Regions from separate parts of the Mus musculus genome. Here all the other regions are linked to region 2. The links are chromatin loops, found by intact Hi-C in ENCODE. Cell type or tissue: left cerebral cortex. All regions are shown on one strand.

The links. Hi-C counts contacts between places; a loop is a spot of excess contacts. Peaks named below come from ENCODE experiments on the same cell type or tissue, not always from the same donor. Only the 100,000 strongest peaks of a DNase experiment are listed, where the experiment ranks them.
Region 1: a loop joins it to region 2, with 5 times the contacts of the local background. A loop is called at or near these places in 12 of 42 quality-filtered maps.
Region 3: it touches region 2 in a loop (2.2-fold over the local background); 2 of 42 quality-filtered maps call a loop at or near these places.

Annotation. Positions count from the first base shown.
Region 1 is chr1:160,741,291-160,746,290 of GRCm38, forward strand. The region is part of intron 1 of Rabgap1l (RAB GTPase activating protein 1-like); the gene reads right to left. Among named protein-coding and RNA genes, the nearest start is that of Gm37083, 48 kb to the right of the region's middle. In left cerebral cortex, CTCF peaks have their summits at 2,178 (motif pointing right), 2,405 and 2,979; DNase peaks (open chromatin) are centred at 2,175 and 2,987; H3K27ac peaks cover 421 bases.
Region 2 is chr1:161,193,752-161,198,751 of GRCm38, forward strand. It overlaps the pseudogene Gm6185. Among named protein-coding and RNA genes, the nearest start is that of Tex50, 37 kb to the left of the region's middle. In left cerebral cortex, CTCF peaks have their summits at 1,950 (motif pointing left) and 4,440; DNase peaks (open chromatin) are centred at 1,962, 2,446, 4,017 and 4,278; H3K4me3 peaks cover 980 bases; H3K27ac peaks cover 680 bases.
Region 3 is chr1:161,067,719-161,072,718 of GRCm38, forward strand. Dars2 (aspartyl-tRNA synthetase 2 (mitochondrial)) reads right to left here and starts at 2,942. Exons shown (of 17, transcript NM_172644.4): 1 at 2,275-2,942; 2 at 1,362-1,461. The coding sequence starts at 2,398. It overlaps Cenpl (centromere protein L), which reads left to right and starts at 3,049. Exons shown (of 5, transcript NM_001159930.2): 1 at 3,049-3,638. In left cerebral cortex, a CTCF peak has its summit at 2,766; DNase peaks (open chromatin) are centred at 2,469 and 3,042; H3K4me3 peaks cover 2,106 bases; H3K27ac peaks cover 727 bases.

The DNA of each region.
Region 1 (5,000 bases), 450 kb before region 2:
ACAGAGATGGACAAGGGAGAGGGAAAAGGAGAGTAGGAGGGGGAGGGGGAGGGGAGGGGAGAGGGAGGGAAAAGAAGGAGAGGGGAGGGGGACAGGGAGGGGAGGGGGAGGAGAAGAGATCCCTGTAATCTCAGCTTCTCAGCCTCCCAGGTTTAAGACAGGGAAAGCCTTTAAGCCCAGAAGTTTAACAAGGTAAAAAAAACCACACACACACATAGTAAAACCCTATCCAATAAAATGTATTCAATTACTTTATTAAATCCAAAGCATTTCAAAAAACTTATCTCCTAAAGACCAAGTACCATACTTAAAATATTTTGCGGTTAATGAAGTTGACAAATGAATATAAACTTTAATACTCTAAGATGTGTTTTTCTTCTCTGGAGATATTAATATTTTACAACACTCAAAAGGTAAAATTTCATACATTTGTATTCATGTACCAAGTTAGGTCTCAATAATCATATTAAATGAAATTCCATTTTCTTGCTAGATCTATAGTCTCACAGAAACTCAAATTTCTAGAAGTTCATAAATTTATTCACACAACTAATTCTGACTGAAGATATTACATACTACATAACAGACAGTGATCTTAGTCCTCGGCTACATGCCTGAAGAAGGCTGGACAAGGTAGACATTGTTCCAACGCTTAAACACTAGTGAGGAAGAAAAGAAAAGGAGGGAGAGGAAGGAGGATAAAGAGAAAGTGGGGGACAGTGAGTGAGGAGAAGAGGGAGAGAGTGAAATCGGTCCAAATCTAAAAGTTTAAAGAGTAAAACAGCAAACGACAGAGAAATGGTGCAGAGCGTGGGATAACCTCAAGTAAAGTGGCAGAAAAGAACTCTTAGAGGATGGCCTCGTTCTTAATAGCTGAGTAGTATTCCATTGTGTAAATGAACCTGAGTTTTGCAGGCAAATGGATGGAACTAGAAAATATCATTCTGAGTGAGGTAATCCAGACCCAAAAGGACATGTATGGTATGTACTCAGTAATAAGTGGATATTGGGGGGGGGAAAAAAAACAAGATACAGTCCACAGAAGTCAAAAAGGTCAACAACAACAACCTGAAGTGCTTAAGTGGGGATGTCTCAGTCCCATATGGGAGAGAGAAGAAAGCAATCACAAGTAGGGAGGGAGGGAGGGACCTGGGAGGGAAAGTGGATGGGGGAGTGAGGAGTAGGGTTGGGGAGAGGGGATACCTGATCTGGTATCCAGTGAGCAAAAAGGACTGAAGTCCTGAGGGCCAGCAGAAAGAATGTAAATAGACAACTTCAGGAAATAGAAGGTTAATGGGACACCCCCCCTCACCCCACGGTCCCCCCCCCCCCCAGAGACCTAGGAAGTGAGAGACTCCCAGGACTCAAAGGGAGGGACCTTTGATAAAATGCCCAACAGTAGGGAGAGGAAACTTATAGAGCCCACCTCTAGCAGGAAGACAGAACATCAAGTGAGGGATGGGATTGCCATCCCACAGTCACATCTCTGACTCATAATTGTTCCTGTCTGAAAGAATTACAGGTATGGAAATGGAAAGGAGCCTGAGGAAAAGAAGGCCCAGCAACAGGCCCAAAGTGGCATCCAGCTCAAGTGGAGGTCCCAACAGCTGAAAGAGTCAGATGCAGATATCTGCACCCAACCAATGGGCAGAAGCTGCTGACCCCTGTGGTTGAGTTAGGGAAGGCTGAAAGAAGCTGAGGAGAAGGGTGATCCTGTAGGAGGACCAGCAGTCTCAATTAATCTGGACCCCCAAGATCTTTCAAATACTGGACCACCAAACAGGCAACATACACCAGCTGATATGAGGCCCCCAACACACATACAGTAGAGGACTTCCAGGTTCATTCAGAGATGATGCACCTAACCCTCAAGAAGGTGGATGGAGAGGGGCTGGGAATGGAATATGGAGTGTAAAAAATGAATTACAAATAAAATTAAATTTAAAAAAGAACTCTTAGAGGAAAATACATGAGCAAAAACCTAAATGAAAAAACAAATCTTAAATCAAATAGTGTTCACTGTGAATAAACGAGTAATGTGAGGAGGGCAGAATAGGCAGGCTGGCCTGAAGAAGACCAGATCCTGCACTCCATGGCCTGTCCAAGAACAAAGTCCCGAGAGATGTTCTTTCAAAGACAGCACTTTTCACTGCAGATAAACATGGCTGCAATGTTCCACTTTGCCATTAGGTGGCACTAAAACCATTAATCTTGTCAAGAAAGAAAGAAAGGAAAGAAAGGAAGGAAGAGAAAAGAAAAGAAAAGAAAAGAAAAGAAAAGAAAAGAAAAGAAAAGAAAAGAAAAGAAAAGAAAAGAAAAGAAAAGAAAAGAAAAACCCAAGTTCAAATTGCACATTTAAAAATTACTTTTCAATGTTAAAAATAAAAATTCCCAGGAATATCCAAACAACAGAGGATTGCACTCGTTAAGTACCAGTCATTTACTGCTGTTATGTAAGTAAATCACTTTGTAAGGCCATTTATCTTCCAGGGGTTTTTTTTAACCACTTTATTGTTGTGTCTGAAACTCCAGCTTGAGTTAGCAATTCATGTCTTTTTCTCTTTTAAGCTGCACTTTTTATCCTTAGCAGCCAAAGCATCATGTAGCCTAAGAGTCTTTCTGTGGTCAGGCTTCTCCAACCCACTGTCAAGTGTTTCTATCTGATTCTAAATGCTGCCGTTCTTTTCCCTGGCACACTTGCTGTAGGCATCCTCTCACCATGCTGAATAAAAAACGTCCATGTGTCTCTATGCTCAGTCTCCCAAATTTCTATCCAAACACTAATTCCTCTCTAATTTCCTGACTTGGAATCCAAATCCCTTCTTACCATTTCCAAAGAAAAGCTTTATTGGTATCTTAAGTCAACTGTGACCAAATAGAATTTCTAATGAACTCTCCACACCTGTTTCTCATCCATGCTTCTCTTTTTAGCAACTAAGGCTCTTCTGCTAACTTAGTCAAACCAGAAACTAGATGGCACTCTTGCTTCCCCTCCACTGCTTCACGCATCACATCAGCAATAACGGATATGGTCAGCCTCCTCTAAAACAAGCCCTACCTCTACTTCAGGGGAAATACTCCAAGTAGAAGAAACTGCTGGAAGAGCATACATAAAAATAATGCATATGGAACCCAGCCTATATGCCATGCCTTACTTGGCTCAATATATTCTCTCATTACAGCACCTTAAACCAAATTCTTTCTCATGTTATAGTCGACTCTCAGGATTACTACATCTTCTAGTATTCATTTTCATTCATGCATTTAACACATTTACATGAGTCTCTACTATACACCAGACGCTATACTCATTAGTAAAACCACTGTTGTCTCTGTCTTCTTAAAGCTAACATTCTCATTTAAGATATAGGCAACCTAGAAAAAAAAAAAATCAAGATCACATCCCGAAAGGTGATGAGCATATGAAAATGCTATAAGGAAAATGCCTTTGTATGCTAATTAAAAATTAATTTTTTAAATTTAGATTTATTTACTTTATTTATATGAGTACACTGTAGCTGTCTTCAGACACACCAGAAAAGGGCAGCAGATCCCATTACAGATGGTTGTGAGCCACCATGTGGTTGCTGGGAATTGAGCTCAGGACCTCTGAAAGAGCAGTCAGTGCTCTCAATCACTGAGTCATCTCTCTAGAGCCCCCAAATTAATTAATTTTTAAAATATTTGTTTTTGCATTGCTGTTTCAATGGCTTCGTGTTTTTCATAGCAGTTGTGTACTGAAGTCTCTAAATCTGTGAAAATAAACTTTCTCCCTATATAAGTGTTTTATCATATTTTAAACAGCTAAACTAGGCCTGTCATGAATGTATAAGGCATAAGTGGGTAACAATCTGTTTTTATCATTTACTATCATAACATACAAATAAACGTATTAAAAAGTTAAAATGTATCAAAACATAGGCACACAAACATTAACAGACCATACACAGTACCATTACAAATATATAAAAATGTAAAAATTCAGGATCATCAATGTATAAAATGAACTGTAGCACATACCATAAGCCTGAACAACTTTGCCAACAGCCTTCTACTGATATCATAATGAAAGCTGTGAGTGTGACCTAATCATCTTCATGTGAGCAATTTGTCTCTTCAAGAAACTGCACGTGCTGCAAGAAGTGATCCCCTGACCTCTGTGCAGGTGTCAGACCAGACACTACCTCCAGGTGACCAAAAGAAAGAGAAGACCCATAGGAAGAAAAAGCACTCTGTTCCAAATAGAGAGAAGAGAGTGTCAGAAATTCACTAAGGCAATGACAGAACAATTGCAAAGTCCAGGAAAAGCAGACAGGTGCAAAAAAAAAAAAAAAAAAAAAGCCTCTAGAAAGTTCAGCACCCGGATAAACAAAGGAAACACGGAAGCCCACAAATTCAACAACGCTCTCCTTGCCCCAAGTGCACGCAGCCATCAGCCCAGTGGAAGCCAGTCCACCACCTCACCTTCCCTTTCTTGTTCCCCACTACCCCACGCCCTGGTATTTCCTTGTCTTCTTTCTTCCTTTTTTTTTTTTTTTTTTTTTTTTTTTTTTTTTTTGGTTTTTCAAGACAGGGTTTCTCTGTGTAGCCCTGGCTGTCCTGGAACTCACTCTGTAGACCAGGCTGGCCTCGAACTCAGAAATCTGCCTGCCTCTGCCTCCCGAGTGCTGGGATTAAAGGCATACACTACCACTGCCCAGCTCTTTCTTTCATGTTTAATGGCAGTTTTGCTTCCTTATATTTTTTAAAAACATTTTATTTACATATCTTTTATTATTGGGCCACCATTTTGCCTTTTGTTCCCCAACCCGACATGTTTCTCTCTACTACACTTTCAGTAATTGCTACTGCTGTTTTTCCAAAACGAATGGTAAACCTCTTTTTATTTTTACTCCCCTTCTTAAATTTACCTAATTTTGTTTCTAAACATTCTCATATTTTAAAAGTCTTTGTTTCTTTTCATTTTGTTTTCTAATCTCTTGCTCTTTTTTCTTCCATAT
Region 2 (5,000 bases):
TCTCTATACATTGCTCTCTGATCAATTAAAATGAGAAGTGAGGTAAACAAGAAAATATAACCATATTTGCATTTTAGTGATTGCTAAAATGCAAAGTGTGTGTTGGATTGATCTGTAATAGGCAAACTGGGGTATATGGGAGGGATGGAAAGAGGAAAGGGAAGGAGGAAATGATATAATTTTACAATCTAAAAAAAAAAAAAAGAAAAGAAGGAAAAGAAATAATTAAAAAGACCCATCTCTTGTCCCTCAGCATGCATACACACATAGACCAATTGCATCATCCGGCCCAGGTTATCCCTCTAGCTGGGATCAGCATGTATCTCAGTTGGTGGATGCTAAGAGTTGTGCGTGGTCTTAGATCTGAGGGTGAAGGCAAACAACTAATGCATATTGGTAAAACAATCCTAGGGGGACAACAGCCAGATTTGTGTGGCTAATGGTGCCTGGGATGCGGAATACATTCCCCTGACAGGTTTCTAGATGTCTCGTTAGTAGCTAGAGAAGAATGGCAGGAATCAGCACAGCGTGAAGGGGAGACATGAGCCCTGGGGACACATTTGTGGTAGCTGCAAGAGGGGGTGGGGAGGACCAAAAGCATAAGGAAGTGTTGGTGGAAATCAGGTAGATAATTTTAAAATGGCTTATTAGCACGCATTAACCATGTAACGGGCTTAGTTATGCTTTCATGATGTGTTTCAATCGTATCCACTCCTGTTAGTCTCTCCTGTCTCTTTCCCCACACTCCTTGTTCCTCTCTGCAGCCAGCCCTCCTGTCTAATGTCTTTCTGTGTGTGACCTAAGGAGTTTCATTGGGATTGTTTACCAGCGTGTAAGTGGGGGCTCACTTACATCCCTGGGGAAGTCTACATTAAGTAGATTTATCAGACTCTCACAGGGCACTCTGCCTGAGGAAGAACAGGCCCCCTGTTTACAAACCAGAGTGCAGTCAGTAAAAAAACAAAACAACACAGACAAACAAGCCAAAACCCAGATGGTTAACTCACGTTTTTCTTTCTCCCCTTTCTCTCCTTTCTTTTATGTTTAGAGTTACACATAATCATCGGACTCAGCTTTGATGTTTTTGGAAGCACCATATGTGGCTATTGGTGTACGAGAGTCATCCAGATTATATTGACCGACCTCTTTAGCAACACACTGACGAACGTTGTTCTCTGTTTCTCACTGGTGTACATGACGTTTTACCTTGGTAAGGCAAACAAACACAAGAACTGCCATCCTACTAGAGAGCCTGGGAGTCCTGGTTTGCCCTGCTCCTTTCCCCTGCTTCATGTCTTCCTCCTGTCTGTTACCACCCCCCACCCACCCACTTGTGTTTTGTCACATCACCTCTCTGTCAGATCTAGTTCTCTCCTGGCCTCTCATTGTAACCTCATGTCTTTGCGCTCCTATGTCTGGGTACTCTTAGCCCTTTGAGCTCTATTCTCTAACCCTACAGTAAGTCCATGGCAGTGCCCTAGAAGCGGAATCGTCATGGAGTTGTTTCTGTCTGGACTCTTGAGCTGCTCACCCCATAAAATGGGAAAAGTTGGCGGAGAAGTTCCCGAGGGCTTTCCAAGCTCGTCATCCTTCACTCACTAGACTAAAAGGTCCTTTCAAATAGCGATCTTTTCTTGAATCTAGAAGGTGGGAAACGAGAGTGGGGAGATCAAGAGTGCTTGTGTCAGGAAGAGAAGCTGGGGCATCGGGTAAGTTGCAGGAGTAACTGTACCCAGCCCCAGTGGGCCTTCCGTTAGTTCAGTTTTGTAAAATTGGGACTTGAGGTGTTTCAGCTCCCAGGAACCATATTAACTATGACCAAACTGCTTTTGCTCCCCTCATACACTGGAGCAACTTTAACCAATGAAGATCTCAGCCGTCTCTTACACCTCTAGCTAAGGAAAGGCAGTTTTCTTTTTCCTGTAGATATATCGCCACCTAGTGGTTGCTTACTGCCCTGAGCCAGTCAAACTAGCGAAAACATTCACGGAATGCTCGTTTCCTTCAGCTTTATTTCTTTGCTCCTTTGTGAAAGTTTTGTGGATGCCTTACTTCAGTTTTTCCACCTCCCTACCAGACTGTGAGCCTCTTGAATATGAGTGGCGCTCATAGTCAGCTCTTCACTCGATTAGTTTTTCCTCCTTTCAGCCAAGCTTAGAGTTGGTCAAATGCCCGACAGTAATTTAATACGTGCTGATCGAATGAACCAACATTCCTTCTCAATGTGTTTTTGAGTAGACAGAATCCAGATATACTCCGTCAATCAGCAACGTTGGGAAATACTTAGCCTCTTTAAGCTTGTCTCTTCTATACAATCGGTCTAACAATACTCCATTTGTGTAAGGCACTGCATGCATTAATGAAGCTTGCTATGCTTGTGAGCTGCGGCTACCCTAGGGACTGGCAAGAGCTCCTTGTGTACACAGCTCCTCCCACCTCCTTCTGAGTGACAGTTGTTCCTGGAGGGGGGCGGGGCGTGTCTCTCTCCCCAATCCCAGACACTTGTTTTTGAGCCTTTGCCAGCTCCCTACTGTGTTCAAGACAGGGTGGCTCATAAATGCTGGTTCATTTCTTCTTCCTAATAGGAATGGAGGTGTTTGCAGCCAATATTTGGTGTCCCCTTAGACAGATTAAATGGATGATAGCCAAGGGCAGAGTGCCAGGACCGGGTCGCAGAAGGCGTTTCAGCCTCCCTTTCACGTTAGAGGATTCCCAGCCCAGACACACACGTTTTCGAGTTGGGATGGGACTCTCACATAATTAACAATACAAGTTCCTTATTTTCATTTATCAATATAACCAAAAATGTTCCGTCACTTTGGCTCAAGTCATTGAAACACAGACATGGGGCTGGCGAGATGGCTCAGTGGTTAAGAGCACCGACTGCTCTTCTGAAGGTCCCGAGTTCAAATCCCAACAACCACATGGTGGCTCACAACCATCCGTAATGAAATCTGATGCCCTCTTCTGGAGTATCTGAAGACAGCTACAGTGTACTTACATATAATAAATAAATAAATAAATCTTAAAAAAAAAAAGAAATGGAAATTGGTAGTCAGTAACTTTATAAAAAATCAATTTCTTGAATGTGTTCAGAAATATATTTGAAGTCATGCTAAGAACTGATGCAGTTAATTACAAGAATAAGCTTTATTTAAAAAAAAGAAACACAAACATTTGATAAAAATGTGTTTAAAACTCAGCAAGAATATATATGATAATAAATAAATCAAGATCATATACATATGTGTATATATATATATATATATATATATGTATATCAGACAAAAATAAGAACTAGCATGTACTCAAAGAAACTGGAAATAAGAGTTTGACAGTTGTCCCCTATCAAAACATTTGCAGAACTGTTAGCTTTACTCAACTTGATTGTTGAAGTTAAATTCGTTAGGAAAGTGCATATATATATATATATATATATATATATGTATGTATATGTATATGTATGTATATATATATCCAAAGTGAAGTTAAGTGAATAGATAAATGAAAAGAATTTTGATAAGTGGTAGACCAGTGGATTAAAATCAGTACTGTAGTAGTCACAACAGTGGTTAATACTGGAATCACAAGAGTGGCCATCCATTGCCATGCACATATGCCAAGGAACATATCATCTAAGTTAATGCTTGCAATAAGGATGTGAGGTGCTATTCACCCCACTTAACACCTGCTTTGCAGACGTGGGGACATTAATGGAGAAAGGGGAGGTCACATCCCATAAGCATCGTGCTGTGCCCTGTTTGAAAGCTCTTCCACTGCTTGCTTGGATGTTCTTTCTCTTCCTTTCTGTCTACTGTCACCCTGGGCTCCTTGGAGACTCTGTAGCCCGGCACCTTTAGTATTTTTGTGTTCTAACATTCTCCCTAGACTATGTTTCAACATTTAGAGCCCAGTGAATTGCCAATTTAGTCGGGGAGAGAAGGGCAAATGCTCCAGGAAGCAGCAACGCCTGGCCCATGCAGCACAAAGTCCCAAGGTGCTGAGCGGAGATTACGTCATTTCTTTTCCCACTCGCCCTAGCCTCAGTGATGATGCAGGATTGGCAAACTGGGTCAAATCTGCTCTGAGCTAAAAAAAGCTTTATGAAAAGAGCAGAATCAAAGAATAATATCTCATGGAGATGAAGATTATTTGAAGTCTAAAGTCTGTAGTATTTTATTGGCTAGCCAACCGTCTGCATGTTACCTCCGGCTTCTTGCAGCATCATAGCTGAGGAAGGTCCCATGGCTCACAAAGGCTGGGTGTTTATTCTATTGCCCATCTCCGAAGAAGCACTGCTATTCCCTGAGCTACAGCATTAGCCAATCCCTTGAAGCAACTTTCTAAATAAGAAACGCTGCTTTCACCTTTCCTACTGATTTTTTCCTCAGGGCGAATCAGTGTATAGATTTAATCACATTTAAATTTATTTCACTTTCTTCTCTCCCCAGTGGAATATTTCGGAATGTCAGGCATTGTTGCTTTGGTCACGGTAGGCCTGAATTTGGATTCTTTAAGCTTTAAACCGAGGATGGAGTTCATCATTACTAAGTGAGTTTCCTGATATGCATTCAGTATAGATTTCAGAGAATTTTAGTACTTGGCTGGTCTTGTCTTTGATGAGGCTAATAAAATTCTATTTATTTACATATTTCTATCTTTAACGTTTCAATGTGCCATCAGTGATCAGCATTATTGATGTTGTCATTATGAAGAAAGTGGTTTAGAGACAATAGTGCCTTCTCTACGTCACTCCGATAGACTTATTCTATGAATTGTTGGGTTTTTTTTTCCCCTTCACATCCACACTTGTGTGACACCATCGTAATGTGTGAAGGAAGGAGGTCAGAGCGAGATGCATCACCAGCAAAACTCTTACCTACCCTTCCCACCTGGTGTTGGGGGTAGGGGTAGGTGTGGGTGTAGGTGTTGGAGTGGGGTTGGGGTAGGGGTAGGTGTGGGTGTGGGGTTGGGGGTTAGGGTGGGTGTGGGTGTTGGAG
Region 3 (5,000 bases), 130 kb before region 2:
AGGGCATTAGATCTCATTATGGATGGTTGTGAGTCACCATGTGGTTGCTGGGATTTGAACTCAGGACCTTTGGAACAGCAGTCAGTGTTCTTAACTGTTGAGCCATCTCTCCAGCCCTCTTCTTTTTTTAAAAAGATTTATTTATTTATTATATGTAAGTACACTGTAGCTGTCTTCAGACACTCCAGAAGAGGGAGTCAGATCTTGTTACAGATGGTTGTGAGCCACCATGTGGTTGCTGGGATTTGAACTCAGGACCTTCAGAAGAGTAGTCAGTGCTCTTAACCGCTAAGCCATCTCTCCAGCCCTCTTCTTTATTTCAAATAGTTTATTTATAAAGGGAAAACCAGGGCTGGAAAGGTGGCTCAGAGACTTAGAGTGCTTCTTGCTCTTCTAGAGGTCCCAGCTTTAATTCCCAGCACCCAGATGGCAGCTCACAACTGTTGGTAACTCTAGTTTCATGGAATTAGACACCCTTTTCAGGCCTCCATAGGCATCAGATATGCATACAACCAAACATACATACAGGTAAACTACCCATAGACATAAAATAAACATAAATACCAAGGGAAAGAGAAGCGACCACCAATGTGCGTTCTCTAGGCCTTTTGGAAAGCAAAGAGGCATTCCTTTGTGACTCTACAAGGATGATACTGCAGACATTAAGGGAAAGAATACAGTTTAAAAAAAATGCTCCAAGAACGTTACTATGGCAAAGCTGTAAGAGTCTACACTGTCACTCAGCACAATGTCGACGGTTATATACAAGCAGTTTAAGAACATGATTCTTGTCAAGACAATTAATGTTTGCATCCAGCATGCTGAACACTCTAAGAGCCAAGGTAGCGTCTTTCATGTGACAAACATCAACCCACATTTTGAACTTCTTTAGAGAGTTAATATGCTAGTATGCTTCAGAACAGAAGAGAGGAGCAATAAGAAACACAGCAATGAATGGGCTTTGAGCCTAATGGATGACTGCTCCCAGTTTTAAGCTTTTTTTTACTTACATTTTGAATGAAGTAAACTTGTTTTCCTATGCTTCTGCAGCTTCATAGCTGCCTCACAGAATCCTAGTCTATTCCCACTTACTGCTTATGAGTTTTGTAAACTCTGCTCAGGATTATTTCAGTCCTCCGGTGGGTCACGTTTTATCGTTATTCCCTTTAACCGATATTAGTACTTACTGGGAATAACACTATTAGACTTTTTCAAAACAAAACAGAACGGAAAAGGCAGTGACTTCCGAGAAATTACAAAAGTGGCAAATATTATTCTCTGCCTGGATAAAAACTAGCAAAGGTTGGAACTATTTGGGAAAACGACCTCCATGTATTCCTGAACCATTTTCTTCAGTTTACCTGCGGTACTGAATCCATCCACACAGAGTGACTTCTTGGCCTAAGTGGGACGAACGCAACTCTCCACATGTGTTGGTCCGAGCAACAAAGCTACTGAATTCTTTAAGAAGAGAAGGAAAAAGCACTTTAAAAGGCATCAGTAAGAATGTTTGTAGTTTTCTTTAAAAATACTCTCCATTCATGATGTATCAGCTCTTTCAGGTCAATGGGTGAAGTTGTAAAAATTTTAAATTAGATGTGTGTGTGTGTGTTTATGTGTGCGTACCCACAGGTATGTGGGCTCACATGCCACGGTGCCCCTGTGGAAGTCAGAGGACAACTTGTTGGATTCTGTTCTCTTCTTCCATTCACAGTGTGAGTTTTGGGAGTCAACTCTGGTACTCAGGCTTGGCAGGAAGTGCCTGAAGCCACTGAGCCATCTTGTAGGTCTGATGTAGTTTATAAAATAGCCTAGATTATACAATATCCCTATTGTGTTTACCTGCACAAGTGTCAAGGCCCAAGCAAATAACTGCCCCAAAGGAAAATTTTGCCTTCTGTTTAAAAATCTAAACCTTGTACATAAACTAGCACTTGAAGGGACATAAAATGGTAGCTGTCCATTTTGGTAAGTGACATATAATTTTAGAAATTACCTGCTTGACAGTGCAGTTAGTATTTAACTTTAGTACAAGTATAGTTTATAACAATCATTTGTAAATCAATAAACTATTAGAAAAGATTTTATTTAAATTATTACTTTAGTTTTTCTACTAATAGTATACACTACACAGGCTATCTACTTTTTTTTTATAATCAAGGGGGGGACCTTAATTATAACTAATCAAGAGAATGAATGACCTGGTATTAAAATGCAGTTAGAATCAGGGAAACAAGCTGTCAAAAACAGGCGGAAGCTCGTAGCTGCCTTCACCTGGAATTCTTTGTGAACTCAACGCCAGATTTCTGGAAAGAGAACCCCAGATTGGCCGCATGGTCTTCCCGATGGGTCTGGATAAACCCCTGCATAGACGACTTAACCAAAAACCAAGATACATGTTGAAGTCCCGGGATCCGGAGAGACAATCACGAATCCCACGCTGCAGGTGTGGTGGTGCTCAAAACTCGGTTTTCGGAATACCTGGGAACCCTTAAAATTCTAGTTCCCACGCAAATGCATCCAGACCCTGCTCCGCTGAACGTTCTAGTATCTACAAAGTAGATTGACCTGCAAGGTCTCCAGAGACCTTAGGTGAGTGGGTAGGGGGAAAGCCTTTGCTTCCTTCAGTGCATCAGTTCCCACTTTAATTAAACAAGGCTGAGCCCCGAAGATGCCTCAACAGCAGCGCCAGTGCCAGAGCGCCCCAGCCGGAAGGCCGGCCACCAGGCGCGCGTCCTCCCTTTATTCCCACGTATCTCGAAGGTGACCAGGGCATAAGCAGAAATATAAGGAGGTGCAGCCTCGTGTTTCAACTTTCCCAAACCTGGCGGCCCATCCTGGATTTTCCTGAAAGGTGAAGACGAACAAATCCAAACAGCTCTGAGGTTCAAACCCAGACACAAACCACATCCACAAGCCAGTCCCTCTGACGCCCGGCGAGCGCCAAAGTTACGCAAGGATTCCGGCCAATCAGGACGAGGGCGCCTCCGCCATGTTTATTGTGGGCGGCAGTATGCGGGAAAGTTTCGCACCGGTTGGAAAACGGAAGAACAACGCGGCGCAATAGGGGATTGGGAATTTGAGGCTATTGATTGAAGCCTTCCAAGCCTTGCCCTCAGTTAAAATGACGACTTCAGTTGCTTTCAGTTACGTGAAATCGGAGGGCCACAGGCGAGGCTTTCCGAGTCGGCCGCAGGGCAAGTCGGGAAATGATTTTAAACTGGAGGGCGTGGCGTGTGTGGAAAAGCGCCTAGACGAGCGGAACTTTCAAGTCTACCTTTGATCCCCGGAGAGCTCCGGAGAAGGGTCTTTGGGGACTCCCTGTTTTTCGTGGGCCGGCGCCAGCTTCCGAAGAGCGAGGATCATAGAGCCGGGCAGCTTGGGAAGCCGAGCTGTCTCTCCCGGGGGAAGTCGCAGGTCTTGCTCGAGCCTGAGGGAAGCTAGGTTCACTCCAGGACTCCTGATGTCTCTTCTGAACTCACCGGGGATTGCTTCGGTTCTCTCTTAAGCAGTCATTTTGGCCACTTTCTTCTTCTTAAAAAACCAAAACCTTTCGTCTCGACGTAGTCTTGGAGCAAAACTTGAAGGATGATTCGTGAATCCGGAGTGGATGACAGTGTCTTTACGACATAGTTTTGGTAAGAGCTTTTGGGTCCTCGACTGGCCGTGTACTGCATTTCTTTCTGTTGTGTGACTGTTGTCTTTGCAATGCTTTTGTGTATTTAAGATGTGTACAAACGGAAGCTAACGTCAACGTGAGCGTTAGTATGGGAGCAGTGGGTTGACTTTTGTGGCAATATTGCAGTGACTAACTCAGGGACTTTCTTCATGGACTAACCACAAGAAAAACTACTGAGTTTTAGTTGTGTGTTAGGAACTGAGTACAAGAGAATTTGATGAGAGATATAGTTCCGTGGATACTAGAAAGAGGCTGATAGGACCCTTTGCCACGGGCATAAGAGTCAAAGGAGGCGAAGAATTGAGAAATTCGTAGAACCTTTCCCTCCAGTCACCTGGCAACATAGCAGCGTACTTACTAATAGGGTCGTTTGAGGAGTGAACAGTAGTACCAGATATGTCCCAGGACTAGGGAGGCTGAGGCAAGAGAATTGCCGTGAGTTCTAGGCCAACCTGGGCTACACAGAGAGACTGTCACTCGATATAAACAAAACACCCCCAAACAAAAGAATATTCGTTAAAGGCTTAATCTTTGTTAAGTGCTTACAAACATGCCTGAAAAGTAATGTATACTTAGCAGTTATTGTACTAGTTAGCCTACTTTAAAGAAAGATTCTGTATAAACAGAACTGATGAAGACTCCTATCTAAATAGCAAACAAGTGGGGAGAAGAACGGGAGGAGGTGGTGGCAGAGGGAAGACGCTGCCTTCTGAAGGAAAGTTCAGTTGATGGAAGATTTTTAACAGAGGGGTTCGGATAAGTGGGACCTGCATGGCTGCTATGGACAGGAAGAATTTGTAAAGTCAAAAATAATAAAAAAGACTAGGAGCTCTCCTGCCAAACCCAATACTGCTCTGATGAGAAGGCCAAGGGTGTCTGTAAAGATAAAGATGTCTTCCAGAAGTTGGCCTGGGACCTCCACAGGCATAAGAGCCGAAGGAACTTCTCCTGGTAGCAGCAGCCCCAGTTCTTGGTTCCTCCTGACCCCCACTGAAGGTCCTTCTGTAAGTCCTGGAAGCAGGCAGGACAGGAGGTGGGACTCTTAATCCAAACCACCTGAAAGCAACGAGAAAGGACAAGACAGGGAGGGCCATTAACCTAAACCCACTGAGGTGCACATTAGTGGGAGGCTCACCAGGAGTGTGGCCAAGGCTCACATCATGGGAATACTTTATGCCTGTGGGAAAATGAAAAAATGCTTATTTAAATGTTGCATCCCTGTCTGTGGTGCTTTTTATTTGATTTTATTTTTTAATACTTCTGTGTGTGTGCATGTACTGTGGTGTGTGCGGTGTGGGTGCAGTGGTCAGAGGACAAGGTG